Regions from separate parts of the Homo sapiens genome. Here region 2 is linked to region 1. Evidence: chromatin loops called from intact Hi-C (ENCODE). Cell type or tissue: MCF 10A. All regions are shown on one strand. Each heading gives the region's core, and the rest is flanking DNA. Links, peaks and the distances in the headings are about the cores only. Region 1 has its middle 380 kb from the start of ACTL7B. Region 2 overlaps LOC105376214 (a long non-coding RNA gene).

Region 1 (7,788 bases), core at 1,757-6,756:
GGTTAGAATTATTTTAATACTGAAAATAGGAAGAACACTGGTGAGTCATCCTCCTTAGTCACCATGGGGCCAAAGTTTAGGACAAACCAAGAGGGAACTCTGCCCTTAACCACATCTGAAATGGAAAATGTCCACTGGCTCTCATCCCCACCATCCTTTACCATGATTCTTGGACTGGGTTCCATAGGAAGTGTTATAGAGCTGTTTTCCATTGGCATCGAGGTGAAGCATGGGTGGAATGTACCACAGTGACGAAAAGGCAAGCAGTGAGGGTGCAACACAAGGTCCTAGAGTCACAGCCCTATTGTCAGCCGTCTTTTCCTGGTGTTTCTGTGGCCTGTCTCTAAAGGTACCAAATGCTTAGAAGGCTGAGTTGTAACCACCAACATTATTGTGTACACATATCTGTCCCCTTTCTCCTCGCAACAAGAGCAGAGAAACTCTAAAATTAAGACAAACGAATTGGTACACTCTCATGAGTTAACATGTATCTATTGAGGGCCTATTATGAGCCAGGAGTTAGGCATAGAGGATACCATGGTAAGCAAATATATCCACAGCCCCTACCATCATGGCAAATAGCATTGGCATGAGTAGAGTGAACCCTGGAACCAAATCGCCCATCTAACCTGATTATCAACTCTGCCATCTGTAATCCACAGAACCTTGAATAAATGGATTAGCCTCTCTATGCTTCAGTTTCCTCATCTGGAAAATGGGAAGGATAATAATAAATATCTACCTTTTAGAGTCATTATAAACACTAAATAACACATGTAAAGCTCCTGAAAAATAGTAAACTCTCAGTAAATTTTAGTCATTTGCATTTTAGTGAAGGACACAAACATTAACCAAAATGACATCGAAAGAAACCGACGTGATTATAAATGAGCTACAAGTGGTATGATAGTGAAGGTGAACACTAGGCATGCCTATATGAGACTGGTGATCAAAAAAGACTTCCCTGGGGAAGTATATTGAAAAGGTGGGGTAGGAGTTGTTTAAGGCAGAAGCTCTGCGGTGAAGAATACAGAACACATTCCAGAAACTGGAAAAGCAACGGAGCATCTCCCACAAGGTTTAAGGAGCCTGCTCCAACATGACATGAACAGATGAGCTCACATTGGATGGAAAGAGCACCCACACAGCACGCTCAGAGGGAGTCCGCAAAGGATGCACAGTTGGCCCAGGTGCAGGTCTCCATGCTCCTCTACAACACAGGGCCCAATTTTCCACCCTGGACTCTGAGTGGTTTGGAATTATCACTGGAACCCTTGCGCAAAAACTGTTCAATGCTATTTTAGTGTGTTAGAGTATCTGTATGTGTTTCACAGAGTAAGAGAAAGGCAGGCACCTGAGTAAGGAGGAAATAGTCTGATCTCACTCTCCCTGCCCATAATTGGCCACTCCTTGCCTATGGCCATCACTTTCCCTATGGGCCCCTGAGGGAGAGACTCACTCACAGACAACTCTACTCCAGTGTGTTATGGGACTTGAGGAGACCATTTTCCCCTTTGAGAACTGAGTTTTGAGGCCTGGCCCAGTAACTCACACCCATAATCCCAGCACTTCAGGAGGCTAAGGCAGGAGAATTGCTTGAGGCCAGGAGTTCAAGACCAGCCTGGGCAACATAGTGTGGCCCTGTATTTACTAAAAATAAAAAAAAAAAATTTGCTAGATATGATGGCACATGACCGTAGTACCAGATACTCCTGAGGCTAAGGCAGGAGGATGGTTTGAACCCAGAAATGGTGACTGCAGTGAGCTGTGATTGCACCATTGCACCCCTGTCTGGGTGACAGAGCAAGACCCTGTCTCAAAAAAGGAAATAATAAGAAGAAGAGGAAGAAGAATTGAATCAGGTAAAGTCAAAGACCTTGTGTAAAGCCCCAGTTCCATTCACTATTCGTGACACAGCCCACTTTCCCATTTTTCTACCTCTTCTGCTTTAGATTCACATATCGCCAGATGTGGAAACACCTTCATTTTACTTAGTGGATATGAGGTGAATAACGTGCCAAGATTGGAAGAGGGAGAGGAGGAGAGAGAGTTTGGGCTCCTAATCAGGATGGATCAGCTGAGGCCCTGTGCAAAATTAAAATGCGAGACCCCTTTCTTAAAAAGTTAAGAATTTCAAGATGGCAAAAACACAGCATTCAGTCAAACACAGAGCCCTCTGAGCACAGGCTCAGTGCAACTGCAGGGTCACACACCCATGTAGCCTCCTGGCTCTGGATCTAATGCCCTTTCCTCTGTTACCTGCTGACTTCTCCTTTCTCCTCATTCCCATTCCCAGCCTCCATAGATTCTAAGTAACAAAGAAATAAATGCTATGTTTAAGTTTGAAAGACTGATTGGATTTATGAGAGAAAACTATGCAATCTCTGGGGAAAAAATGAAAAACAATTGAAGAACATCATCTCTTTTAATTTTTTTTTTTTTTTACCCTCTTCAAAGTTCTCTTTACTTCCAAGAAACGGCCATGTGAGCAGAAAAAAAAAGGCCAGGATACAAAATTCAGTAGGTTGGAGATTTGGGAATAAATCACACATTGAATTTTCTAAATAAAAGTCAGCATGTCCCTATGTACAACAGAGAATACCCCGGGCCCCAGAGAACAGCTCTGGACAGTTCCTATTTCTGGATTCCTGAGTGGGTTACTAATAAAGACCATCCACATTCAACAAGACAAAGTGAGATGCGGTCAATACAAAGCCCTGCCATTAGGTGGGTCACAGCCCTGATGGAATCAGCCGAGCTGAAAAAGCCCAGGTTGAGAGGGGCCGGTTGACATGATGCTTGTCACAGGGCAAAGGTCTCACAGGCCTGGCAAATAAAGTTAAAGGTACCACAGCTGGCTATATCAACAAAGGTATAAAGGCCATGGCATGGAAGGTGAAATTCTGTTCTACGTGAGCATTAAGAATGCGGAGCTGTAGGTAGGATGTTCTCTGCTTTAAGTCCTTCATCATAAGTGGTAAAGGATAAGAACATGGAGAAGTGTTGTAGGTCAGGATGGAGGAAGATCTCAAAATGGCAGCACCCATGGAAGAAGCTCTTCATCTGAAGAAGAGCAATCTCAAGGAAGTCCTGGGCGGCTTTGAAAGGCTGTCAGGAGGAAGCTGGATTCAGCATATTCAGTGTAGCTCAGGAAATCAAGAGATGTGGGTGGGTGAGTGGTATACACAGGAAGACAGGACAGGGACCTGTTCCTGGAAGTGGACGCAATGGGCACCTGTCCATGCTATATCAAATGCAGAGTTCTGCTGGATGGGACCCCCGGGTCCTCTTCAAAGTCTATGAACTCCTGGGAATCAAACACAAGAAAAGAGAGGGGATGTCTTGAGTCTTGAGGTGACCTAGTTCACAATCAAAAGCAACATATCTTAATGATTTTATAGTATCAAGGATGATAAGGGGGAGGGGAGCACAACATCAAGAAAGGGTTAACTGGAAGAACACAGGTTGGACACTTTACAAATTGAGAGAAGAGGTGCCCAGACACTGCTGCGGGCACACGATAGGTACTTGCTAGGACCAGGGCCAGGACAGATTGTTGGCTTAACACCGAGTCATCCTCAGGTTACCTAAGGCCGGCCTGGAATGAGGGAGTGGTGGCTGTTCTCCAAAGACATTTGTGTTGACCAGTCTTGAGCACAGATAATCAGCAGCAGCAACTTTTGGCTGTGATAAGGAAGAAATTTTTAAAAAGCTGTCTGCGTGTCTGCATGTTTTTTTGTTTTGGTTTGGTTTGCTTTTTTGCAAAACCTGGGTCCTGTTGCCTTTTACAATCATGTAGTGCCTTTGTCAAGACAGTCTGATTCCTTGTTTGTTTTCTTTGGATTACTCCACCCTGCTGTGGGAAAATTAACTCTTTGGCATGCCCACACGTATACATCCATGTAGACATCCACCCCCAGCAACGAATCCTCAGGAGCCCCACCAAGGCTACCAGGTTAAAGGAAGAGCTTAAAGTCCAATTAAAGTCTAATGAGCTCTGCTAATTGAGATTATTCTTGCAAATTGGTTAAAATTCTAATGAGTTGGCCTTAAACGGAACCTCCAGTGGATGTTTACTCTGGCTCTGCCCCAGCAAATTTGTAAGACAAATGCAATATCCCTGTCCTCACCAGCCTCAGTGAGAACGGGGGATAACATTACTGAATGCCAGATAGTCACAAGCATTAATCATCATCTTAGACTGCTAAAATGCTGTCAGCTACTGATACAAAAACTGAGATTGAACACAATGGGTGTTTTCTAGGAAAGATGCATCTGCCATCTGCTAGGCACTGAGCTAGGGGCTTTTGGAACTTAGAGCACACTCAGATAGACACTTGCCTGATTTGATTAGAATTCCCAAAGTAATCCTGTGTTGGGGAAAAGGGAGTCAAGAAAGAGGGATAGCAGGGGGGAGGGAGGGAGAGTTAGCCAACTATTCTTTCTGCTCCAGAGAGCAACATCCTTACAGCAAGATTTGGAGTTCATTCATTTTAGATTCTAGCTACAATATTACAGAGGATTTACAAATAGAGATTATAAATTAGTTACGTCAATTAAATATATGCATGTGTGTTTTAATCTAGCAGTAGTCTCCAGTGGGGGAAACGAAAGAGCCTCAATGAATCATGGCCTTCGGAGTCCCAGACAAGGAATGAGTTAAGTACTCACTGCTCTATCCCCTAAGTCTACAGGAGACACAAGACATCAAGCATCACATGATGTTTCTTTTGAAGGCTCTCTCACTCAGATTGAGAGGAGAACAAAAGCACCAGGGAATGAAGACAGCTTTCTCCACAGAATATGTCACTCTCCTGGGGGTTCAGCCTCCAGCTCTGACGTAGCTTAGAAGCGGGTATTTGATTAATGCCGGCAGAACCAGACCTGCAGTCTCTCAGTAGGTCTGGCAGAGGTGGCCCAGTACCTTGCTTTGGGATGTGAACCAATTGTGCTTTTCTCCTCCTCTGGGATTTTTGCTGAAATTCCAAGGAAAGTGGGAGAACCATGTTTAATATCCTGTCACATAGAATTATGACCCTCTTAGTCAGAAATCCTAAGTGCAACCAAGTGAATCCCTCCATCTAATTTAAGCAGAAACGAGATCTGTTGAAGTAGTACACAGAAACTCTGAAGAGAGCCAAGAATTCAGTCTGGAGTCTACACGGAGGAGCAACACCCAAACCTCTACCAAACTAGGTCTCAGACTCTTTCCAGAGAAGATGGAGTAGAATTTGTAGTGTAAAATATCTCAGATATGTAAGAAGAGTATATTAAAAGTTTATGAGCAGTCACAAACAGGGCAATTTTCTTTCCATTCAGTTTAACTAACAAGACACTTAGGGATAGAAGTTTCCAAGACGGAGCCACAATTTACCTATTCCAGCCTCTAAAACTATCCTATTTCCACACCACCCTGCTGTGGGAAAATTAACACTGGCATGTCCACACGTATACATGCCACCTATAGAAAACAAAGCGGCTCTCAATAAAGTCATGTCTTTGACATATTCATTGTCCTTCTAGATTCTAGAAACGTATTAACCTGGTTTTTTTTTTTTTTTAAAAAGCCCTAAACTTTATTCTTGAAGTAGAGTTTCTAAAATGAACCCTATTTTATCTTTGCTAAAATGGTTTTAACAGCAGTCTCCCCTTGAAATGAACTTTTTTTTCAGTTATCCCTTTTCTTATGATTATTTCACTGAAAATGAATTTAAGATCATTAAAGCAGATATCTAGATACATTTTTACTGAGCTTCATATTCATCAAAAACAAAGCTCTGTACATGGATAAAGTAATTTTTCCTATACACAGATAATTACTATAGCAATTAAACTGAAGTAAATGTGGTGAAAGAGAAGCGTGGTTTAAATGCTGCAGGAGTGTAGGCCTGAGAGATCATCTAACTGAAGAAAGAATAGAAGGTTTCAGACAACAGGTATTATCCATGGTGACCTTAAAAGACACATAGGATTTCAACAGGAGAAAGGGATGAAGGGAATTCCAAGTAGAGGGAGAAGTGTGAACCAGGTAAGAAGCCAAATGGTGGATAAAGACGCACAATAGAGAAAAGGACTGGAAATAGCAATTGAAGACCTTGAATACCCAGCTAACAAATTTGACCTCATTCAGTAAACACTGGAGAGTCCTGATTTTTCATCACCGGAAGGAACTGTCAGATCTGGGCTTTAAAAGACCAGTTTAATTGCAAGTGTCCTGTGGGCTAGATAAGATCTGGGCTTTAAAAGACTAATTCAATTACAAGTGTCCTATGGGCTAATAAGCAGACCAGATCTGAAACAAATTTGACCAGATCACCAGAACCAATTTTCTTTAAAATATCCCCATCCTCTGGAAAAATTGGCAAAATTAGAAAAGGATTTTCTCAGTAGAAAAAATGCTTTCAACAACCTTTGGAAAGATAAAATCATGGATAAATTACCATATATTTGTCACAGGAAGTAGACCAGGCATTTTAGCTTGGTGTAAATTTCTGAGCCATGAAATTATTGAATATTGCTATGAAAGTCTTTTAGAAACTACTTTATCAAACCCCTTCATATGGTATCTGGAAAAACCAGGATCCACAAGGAAGCCATTTGGGCTTGTGCAGTAGAGTAAAACTTAGTGTGTGTTAAATACAGGGTCTACTAATGAAAGACCAGTGTTTAGCATTCTTCTGTGCTCATCTGTCCAATGATAGGGACAAATACTCTTTTTCATACAGGGCCATATAGTACAGTGGAGGTCTGTGTTCAAATCCCAGATTCTCCACTTAATTCTTGGGTGAGCAAGTGACCAACTGTCTGTTTTTATTTCCTTTTCTCTAAAAAAACGTTGGCGGGGGAAAATGAGTACCTGTTTTATAGGGCTGTTGTGGGGATTAAGTGAACTAATTTATATAAAGTTCTTAGAACAATGACTAGCCCAGAGTAAGTGCTCCATCAGTGTTAGTCATTCTTATTTATAGAAAGAATATCAGAACCAGAGCTCTTCCAGAATAGAAGCAGTTGCTTCAACCAGCAGGAAATGTTCTGTTGATGGACAAGTCCAAGCCCCAAAGCCTCACCAGGATGGTGGCCTAGCATCACATGGTCTAGGTTAGGAGGTCTACCTGCCCTACACAATGTCTCGGTCTTTGAAATAAGAATAAAATGATGAGTGTTACAGTTTTATGGAACAAAGTAAGAATCCAATAACAATTCAGTGTTCCATTTAAACCATATCATGCAAAGTAAATCATTTATCTCATTTTATAGATAGGAATCTGAGATATGCACACATTGAGGGTCTTTTGACTACAACTCCAGGGTCTTTCTCCTGCTGAACCCTGTGTGGCCGTGGAACAATCATAAGTGAACATAATATACAAGATGTAGGACATGGGCCCGACAAGAGAATCAACACGTCTCTAAGTGCAGACAAAATCATAAGAATTACAGGGGCTCCTAGATTGGAGAGGCCTTAACCAGGGCTTTGGAATTATGGCAGCAAAAGAATCTCTTTGGTGAAACTGCATCTTAAAAACACTATGTAGAATCGAATCTGGATGCAATGCTAGCATTCAGAACAAAACCCAGTTATTGGATACTTAATATAAGTTAAATATTCAATTATGAAGTTTTATGCACACTAAGGAATTGCTTGCTATCTCTTTAGTAATTGATGTATTTCCATACCCGATCAGAAACTAAATCAGCTCTCCACTTTCCAGGACATAAAACTTTCCAATTTGTTTGCATTTCAAAAAATTGCTCACACACACACATTTGAATTATGACTCATGAAAA
Region 2 (7,788 bases), core at 1,127-6,126, 430 kb before region 1:
AAGAGACTAAGTACCTGGTCTGAGTAACTGGATGTTATCTCAAGTTAACCTCCTTTCTCATGGCTGAACAATTATACTGTGCTGCCTTACATTAAAAAAAAAAAAAAAGCTATTCCTTACTAAGGGACTACTTTATGTAATGCACAGGGCTAGATGCTATATATATATGTATGTATATAAAATTTCAAGGAAGTCCTTCCTATTATAATAATCATTTCATCTTATGATAAAGTAGAAGATGGAGAATTATTTGGTAGTTGTTAGACCCAGTGTTTAGTCCCAGTTCTGCCACTAGCTTTGTACATTAGTTTCTTCATCTGTGACCTGAGAATAACAAAATTTGCCTTTTGATATTATCATGAGTACTGAGTGAAGTATTAGAAATAGCAGGATCTTGTTAACTGTAAAAAGATGTGCACACATGGACCCTGCCTTTTACTGAGACTGCAATCTATACTGGTCGTCTCAACCAAGCGTCTCTCTTCAGCAGTTACTAAGATACTGAGGTATACATTACAACGCAGAGGGGACCAGGATACCACGAGGTGGACACTAGCCTTGGAAACTGATTATTTATATTTGTGTGTAGTCTCCTTGAAGCAGAGGTTAGGTCAGACATAGCTCTTCTGGGTCTGGCAAAGTCAACTGGAAACCGCTAATGGCCAATCATCCTATAAGATTGCTTCTTTCCAGTCCTCTGCATTCAGGGAAGCCAAACAAACAAGGCACTTTCATCACCACTCCAAGGAATCTATCTTTGACAGCTTCCAGACAGCAGACATATTGGAATATATAGTCCATCCATAGAACCCAGAAGGTGATCTCCCAGTAGAGATCAAGCCATCTCAAGAAAAGTCCAGAAAAACTCCCTGAGCAGATGTCTGCCCTCAGGATAACATTGAGGCAGATGTTTGTGCTCTGAGGTCACTGCATGGTATTGGCTACATCCAGAGTTGCTCAGGACAAGCTGTTTGTTAATCCAGGCTAGTAAATGAGGGGGTGTCTAAGGTATTTGTTAAAGAGTCACCGAAGTCACCCTCATTGGGCCAAAGCTTGGTAGAACCCAGGAAGTAGCCAGATTATGCCAAAGGCAATGGGGATTTCAGGAAAAAAGTTCAAAGAAAATCACTGAGATTTAACAATAGATTTCTTTTTCCATCAATATTGGGAAAGTGTGCCTGGTGAAGAAGGCATTGGGGGACCCAATAAGTACCATGAAGGTTACAGACATCTTTTACTCTTTCTTTGCTTATTCTGTACTCCAAGACTTGACAATGCCTTGTATATACTTGGTACTCAATAAATGTTAGTTGGCAATTGAGCGAATGAGTATTTGGGCAGTAAGTGGGATGGTCCCAGTTGTTGTATGTAAATCTCTGTACAACTTAACAGTTGCTTGCTTATGGAGAAATAAATTTTGCACTAACCCCCAATTTTTTTCTCATGAGGACTCACAATGCCAGATACAAAGAAGGAACCGATTTAGGTTGTTCTAGACTCAAGGGTTCTGGGTTCCAGTTTCAGCCTTAGAGCTATTCTGAATCTTCACCTGTCTACTTGCATGAAATAGAGAAATCATGTAGTCAGTTTTCTTATCTGAAAATTTAAAGTGGTATTTCTTACCTCATGAGGCTTTTTTTTTTCATAATTCCGTGAAAAAATGTGTATGCTCTGCCAGTACAGTTTGTGTAGGGTTGCAATTAGGAATAAGAGAAACATGCTTTGGCATCAGAATGTGTTCAGATCCTGGGTCTACCACATAGAAGCTGACTGTTCTTAGGCTAGTCACTTAAAAATTCTCTCAGTCTCCTATTCTACATCTCTAATAAAAGGATAGTAATAATACCCACTCCATTGAGTTGAGGGGATAATGATTGCAAAGTGTTTATACTGTCCAGAATATAGTAAGTGCTTATTATTTTTAGAAAGAGGAAGCAATTTCTCATTTGGATATCAGATTTTGATAAGATAAAGATGCTTACTATTCCTTAAAGATTTTTCTTCTTCTTTTAAAAAATAAACTTAAGAACATAGTGAATCCACAACATGGAGTTTCACTATTAAAGTCAGCATTTCAAATTTTCCTTTTGCTTCCTTTGGAATGGAACACACCAAAAACATGAAAAGACTTTATAAACTGCATAACATCTTCTGCTCTTTCCCAGGTCTTCGGGATATAATTCAATTTCATGATGCAATTAAGAAAGAAGTCTAAACCAAAGGACACTTACCGCACTGCAGCAACATGTGGCTATTTATCTAGCGTGATTTCACAGAGAATTTTTAGGTCATCCAGGGTTTCTGTGCCTGTAGTTTTTCATCTCTCAAAATGGGATTCCTGACTCATAGTGTGGGGCGAGGCTGAAAATGCATGGTATATATGGAAATGCTTTCTAACTGGAAGGTGACTAAGGACACAGGTACTGTGGTGTGGTCCTCAGAGCAAATCCTTTGTGCTTCTTTCTTTTTTATTATACTTTAAGTTCTGGGGTACATGTGCAGAACGTCCAGTTTTTGTTACATAGGTATGCATGTATAGGTATGCGTGTGTCATGGTGGTTTGCTGTAACCATCAACCTGTCATCTACATTAGGTATTTCTCTTAATGCTATCCCTCCCCTAGCCCCCCACCCCCTGACAGGCCCCAGTGTGTGATGTTCCACTCCCTGTGTCCATGTGTTCTCATTGTTCAACTCCCACTTATGAGTGAGAATATGCAGTGTTTGTTTGGTTTTCTGTCCTTGTGTTAGTTTAGTGAGAATGATGGTTTCCAGCTTCATCCATGTCCCTGCAAAGGACATGAACTCATTATTTTTTATGGCTGCATAGTATTCCATGGTGTATATGTGCCACACTTTCTTTATCCAGTCTATCATTGATGGGCATTTGGGTTGGTTCCAAGTCTTTGCTATTGTGAATAGTGCTGCAATAAACATACGTGTGTATGTGTCTTTATAGTAGGATGATTTATGATCCTTTGGGTATATACCCAGTAATGGGATTGCTGGGTCAAATGGTATTTCTAGTTCTAGATCCTTGAGGAATCACCACACTGTCTTCCACAATGGTTGAACTAATTTACACTCCCACCTTTTGGGTCCCTGGTGGTTGAAACACCTTGTAAGCATCCTCCTCTTTCCTGCTTAACGAATCAGCCTCAGGTGTCAGGAAGCTTATGATTTCTTTTTCTGCCCTGATCTCTGCCCCTCTGAAATTGCAGCATTTTCATGATCTTCTTCCTTTCACAACTGCCATCTTCTTGTTCTGATACCAAGAGGCTGCTCATAGAAATTTTGAAAGTCAAAATTCTCAGTTACATATTCCTGCTGCTTTGTAAACTTAACAACTGACTGATGGCATCCCATAGGAAAGACTGCTCTTGCAAGCAACTGGCTCAACAACCTCCTCTCATCATTTTTCTCTTGCTTTCTGTGAAGACCTAGGGAGTTTGAATGAATCCCTTGTTTAGGGCTTGGGGAGGACAGCCCAGCTGGAGGGCCCACAGGGCTCAAAACCCAGCAGATTCATCAAGCCAGGCTCCCTAGAGGCAAGCCTAGGTCCAAATACCTGGTTGTCTATGTTGTACTCTCTTGTTTTTCCAAATGCTGCTCTATGTCTAACTTTATTTTCAGAACATTGTGAGATAGGAATAATTTCCTGTTTTTCCAAATTAGAAACTCAAGGCTCAGAGAGGTTCAGTAACCTCTCTGAAATCACACAGGTAAGTGACAGAGCTGAAATTCAAGTGCAAATCTGCCTGACACCTAACCCCACATTCTTTTCCCCAATAACAAAGGACCTTCAGACAGTGAGGACAGTGAGAATTAAGATAAATTTACAGGCTGAATCCCAAAAATATTTTGCTTTGATAGTAAATAAATTTTCCAAATGAAAACAAAGTATTAATGAATAATAATATCTAAAACAAAGTATTAATGAATAATAATATCTTAAAGAATTTTGAATGCTGGGAATGTTGGTGATAGCGTTAACAAAAATCAGCAGTTGCATCAGCTGGGCAGTTTTCCTCCAGAATATTATAGTCTCAAACAGCCAGAGGTTATTTCTGATTACATCAGCAGCCAGGCAGATCCAGTTTAGGAATCTCGAAACCACATATGTGACTCACACGTCATTGTTATAACAGTAGGAAACACATTAACTCTGCTTTAACAAGCGTTCATTGAAAAGTCGGGTTTCCAGAAACCAGTTTCTTGGTGTACTTGGAGCACATAATCTAAGCCTTTTTCCTGATGACAGTGTCCTTGCGTGAGGCTGTACATTATGGGACCTGACAGCTTAACAAGACAATATCTGCTTTTACAAACTCCGTGTCCTAGCACATTCCATTGAAGTTATAGCAGGTGACTAATGAGTATTTCACCACCATGATATTTTGAGTTGCAAGCTATAGGGACTATCATTTGACTGAACAATACCTTAAAAATGTTTGCAAACATTGTAATAACAAAATATTTCTGTTGAAGTCATAGAAAAGAGTTCCTTCGGTCTAGCTCAGAACTGTCAATAATGCTGGTCTGTTACAGACATTTTTGAATGATGGAAGATGGCACTTACGGTTTTCCAAATACATGAAGTTGATTCTTTTTTTAAGCTGTATATGCTTAAAATGAGAATTTTTTCATAGTTGGATGACCAATGTGGGGGTCTCAAATACTTATCCTCTGGTGTTGGCGTGGAAGTTGAAGACCCAAAGCATAGTCTAGAAAATGGAAACTGCAGGGGTCAGAAATTATTACACTTAGATTCAGCCAAACTTGGTTTCCATGTCACATCCTACTTCTCTCCTGGCTACTTGATCTAGGAAAAGTCACTGACCTTCTCTGTACCTTAGCTTTCATGGGAAAATAATGATACTTTACAGGAGAATGTGTGAGGATTAAAATAAGGTGATAGGTAGAAGGTTCCCAGTACATAGTAAGTGCTCGAAAATATAGTCTCATTCATTCGTTTGTCTCCATGGGAGCAGTGGACAACCAGATAGATAAACAGAGAAACAAGTTCTGAAGGCAAGAGACGAGGGCTGATAGAGAATGTGGAAGAGGAAATTTGGTAGAACCTGAGTTACTGAAGGGGAAAGAGGAAGGACCCAGGAGCCCAGTCTTACTGAATGCCTACCACTGTGTGCCAGAGATTAGAAGGGGTGTCAGAGGAAACAGGATAAACTCTTTTAAACAGACATGAGAGTCCAACTTGTGTGGGCTGGTTTGACTTAAGAGTGATGTTCCCTGGGGTTTTCTCTTGCCTGCCTTTTTAGGTGTTACAGGGAGAAGGTGAAAGGAACATATGCTTTTGTTTACTCCAGGGAGGAAAAAAAGCGAGAGAAAATAAACAGGACCTAATGCTGGGCCATTAAAACTTGGATAAAATTGAAATGGCAATGTCTTGAGATTTCCTTGCCATGTTATAGGTTCCTGGGCATAAAATGATGGAGCACCAGGGGTCTTGTAGTTATTAGTAGAAAATTAAATGCAAGCACACCCACAAAGATAAAGACCTGATTTGATAGTCCTATAGATTTTGGATTGTTTACTGTAAAGGGAAGTAAGAGCAGCTTTATTTGGGTTTGGATTTGTGTTTGCAGAGGAGTTTTATGTGGGTGATTTTGCATATAATATCTACCTTCCAAGAGATGCCATCATCTGCAGAACGGAGAGACGTGCTCCAGACTTGCTTATAAAAATCTTTATCATCTTTTGGGAGGTGATTGATTTGACTAGTCTTGATGGGCAGCTGGATAGAAAATTCTAGTGGAGGGGATGTGACCAAGCTCATATGCCGACAGAGGCGCAGCAAACAAGACTTTGCAGCAGCCACTATAAAGTGGCTTCAAGAATTTACTTGAACAGTGTCCATCGAAATGTGAATGTATACCAAACAGCCAGTGTGGACTTAGACTGGAGGACTTAGACTGGATTATGCACTGGGGTGTGGCATGAGGCAGAACCTTCCCAGTCCCACCCTACCCCAGAGTTTATTAAAAGATTGTTGACTGTTTCTTACTATACAGATACCAAGTAAGTTATGTTAGAAGTACATCACGTCTGGGCCAATAAAACCCATTGTTTGGGGATGACACAAGTGAATGAGTGGACATGTTGATGCTCTGGCCAGATCCTCTCAGATCCCTTTTACATTTCTGTGTATCCCTTCCCTGGCTTCTGGGTGCCTTTGTATCTAACAGGCAGTGCCCTTGGACTACTAGAGCCACTTTGCCCAGGAGCTCAGAGAGCTGGAAGCACCCGAGTTTGCAACCTGCTGGAGTGGCCCATGCCAGTGATGGACTGTAATAAAGAATATGAACCCTTAGCCACCTTGCCTCGAGTCTGAATGAACTCTAAGGTGTAATTTCCTCTCTATAGACTCCCTGTGGGATCAGACTGAGGCTGCACACTGACTGACTGAGATTGTACCTTGCTTGATGTCTTCCCCTTTCCTTTCCTGCTTCCTGAGCTCCTCTGCTAGGCCGTCCTGGGAACTCTCCCCTAATAAATCACTTGCACTTGAATTATCATCTCGAGGGCTTCTCAGGAAACTGACCAAAGGCAGTGCATTAATCCAAATGCTTCATATTGAAATGGGGTGTGTGTGTGTGTGCGCGCGTGTGTGCAACTTCATTATTCTGAGCCTCCTTCCATGGCATGAAGGGGGCTTGTTGGATAAGGAGACCTTAGTTCCCTCTGAAGGGATAAAGTTGATTCTTTCCATCCCCATGAGGGGAGCAAAGCAGGGATCCCTAGGATGGGTTGCAGCCTGTCAATGTTAAGACCATCCACAGCCCTGCTAGGTGCCATGAAGAAGATGGTGCTCTTTTAACTCAACTCATCATGAATCAAGGGAGAGGGAGAGAGTGTGGGAGCCGGCAGCCTGCTGTTGCTTAGGGTTGGGGAATGCAAAGTGTCCTGCGACCTCTATAGCAGCTACTGTTTCAAGCCTTGGCAGCTGGAGGTGGTTATTACAAGTGGCCACCTTCACGAATGTGGAGAATACACACATTTTCCCTGAGAATTCCTAGGAAATAATGGGGACATGACATTCTGCTATTTTTCAAGAGATGGCTATCAATTCAATATTCATTTAGACCACATTACCACACATTTCTAATAACCCAAAAAAATAAATAAATAGATGCAGGCTTATTATTAGGCTGGGCTGCCTCCAGGGATTGGAGACTCGCCATCAGTGGAAACATCCAAAGAGGGATGGGATGGGAGGGGCTCTTGTGAGGCACCTTGTAGCTGGGATTCCAACATCAACTGAGTGAGAGGGAATAACCTAGGTGATCCTTTCAACTCCCAGGAATCAGCAATTCCATAACTAAGGAGAGCATGAGCATGGCAGGGACACTGTGGCATTTGCTGCTTTTCCCCACAAGGGAATACGCATCATCATTTACCACATTCCTCATAACTCCTCCTCCTGAGTCCCTGCTAAGGAGTGACAGGGATTTAAGCTGGATAAGACAAAGGTTCCGAATCCTACAACTCAGCAGGAAGGCAGAAGAAAACAATTCCCTCTTTCATCAGGAGCTGGGGTTTCGTCAGTTGCCTGGTCTACCCGGCTTTTATTGCACAGGGTTGGGGATCATTGGAGGTTTGGGACACATCGCAGGCAGGCTTGGCCCTGCCATGTCTTCACTCCAGGCAGACATCTATTACCCCATCTTCCCCTCCAGTCCTTGCAACAACACTTAATTACGTGACACTCTGAGCTCCACCACCACTTGCCTCACCTGGCTCTATCCTGCAGGCTTGCCTGCTGTGTTAT

What was found. Peaks named below come from ENCODE experiments on the same cell type or tissue, not always from the same donor. Only the 100,000 strongest peaks of a DNase experiment are listed, where the experiment ranks them.
Region 2: a loop joins it to region 1, with 17 times the contacts of the local background. A loop is called at or near these places in 4 of 110 quality-filtered maps.

The regions. Positions count from the first base shown.
Region 1 is chr9:108,469,824-108,477,611 of GRCh38, forward strand. No RefSeq gene overlaps it. Among named protein-coding and RNA genes, the nearest start is that of ACTL7B, 380 kb to the right of the region's middle. In MCF 10A, for the core only: no CTCF peak of the experiment used is centred there; DNase peaks (open chromatin) are centred at 3,568, 3,858 and 4,108.
Region 2 is chr9:108,045,141-108,052,928 of GRCh38, forward strand. LOC105376214 (a long non-coding RNA gene) reads right to left here. Exons shown (of 6, transcript XR_007061722.1): 6 at 1-4,737. Among named protein-coding and RNA genes, the nearest start is that of KLF4, 560 kb to the left of the region's middle. RefSeq lists an enhancer at 7,241-7,742. In MCF 10A, for the core only: no CTCF peak of the experiment used is centred there; a DNase peak (open chromatin) is centred at 4,251.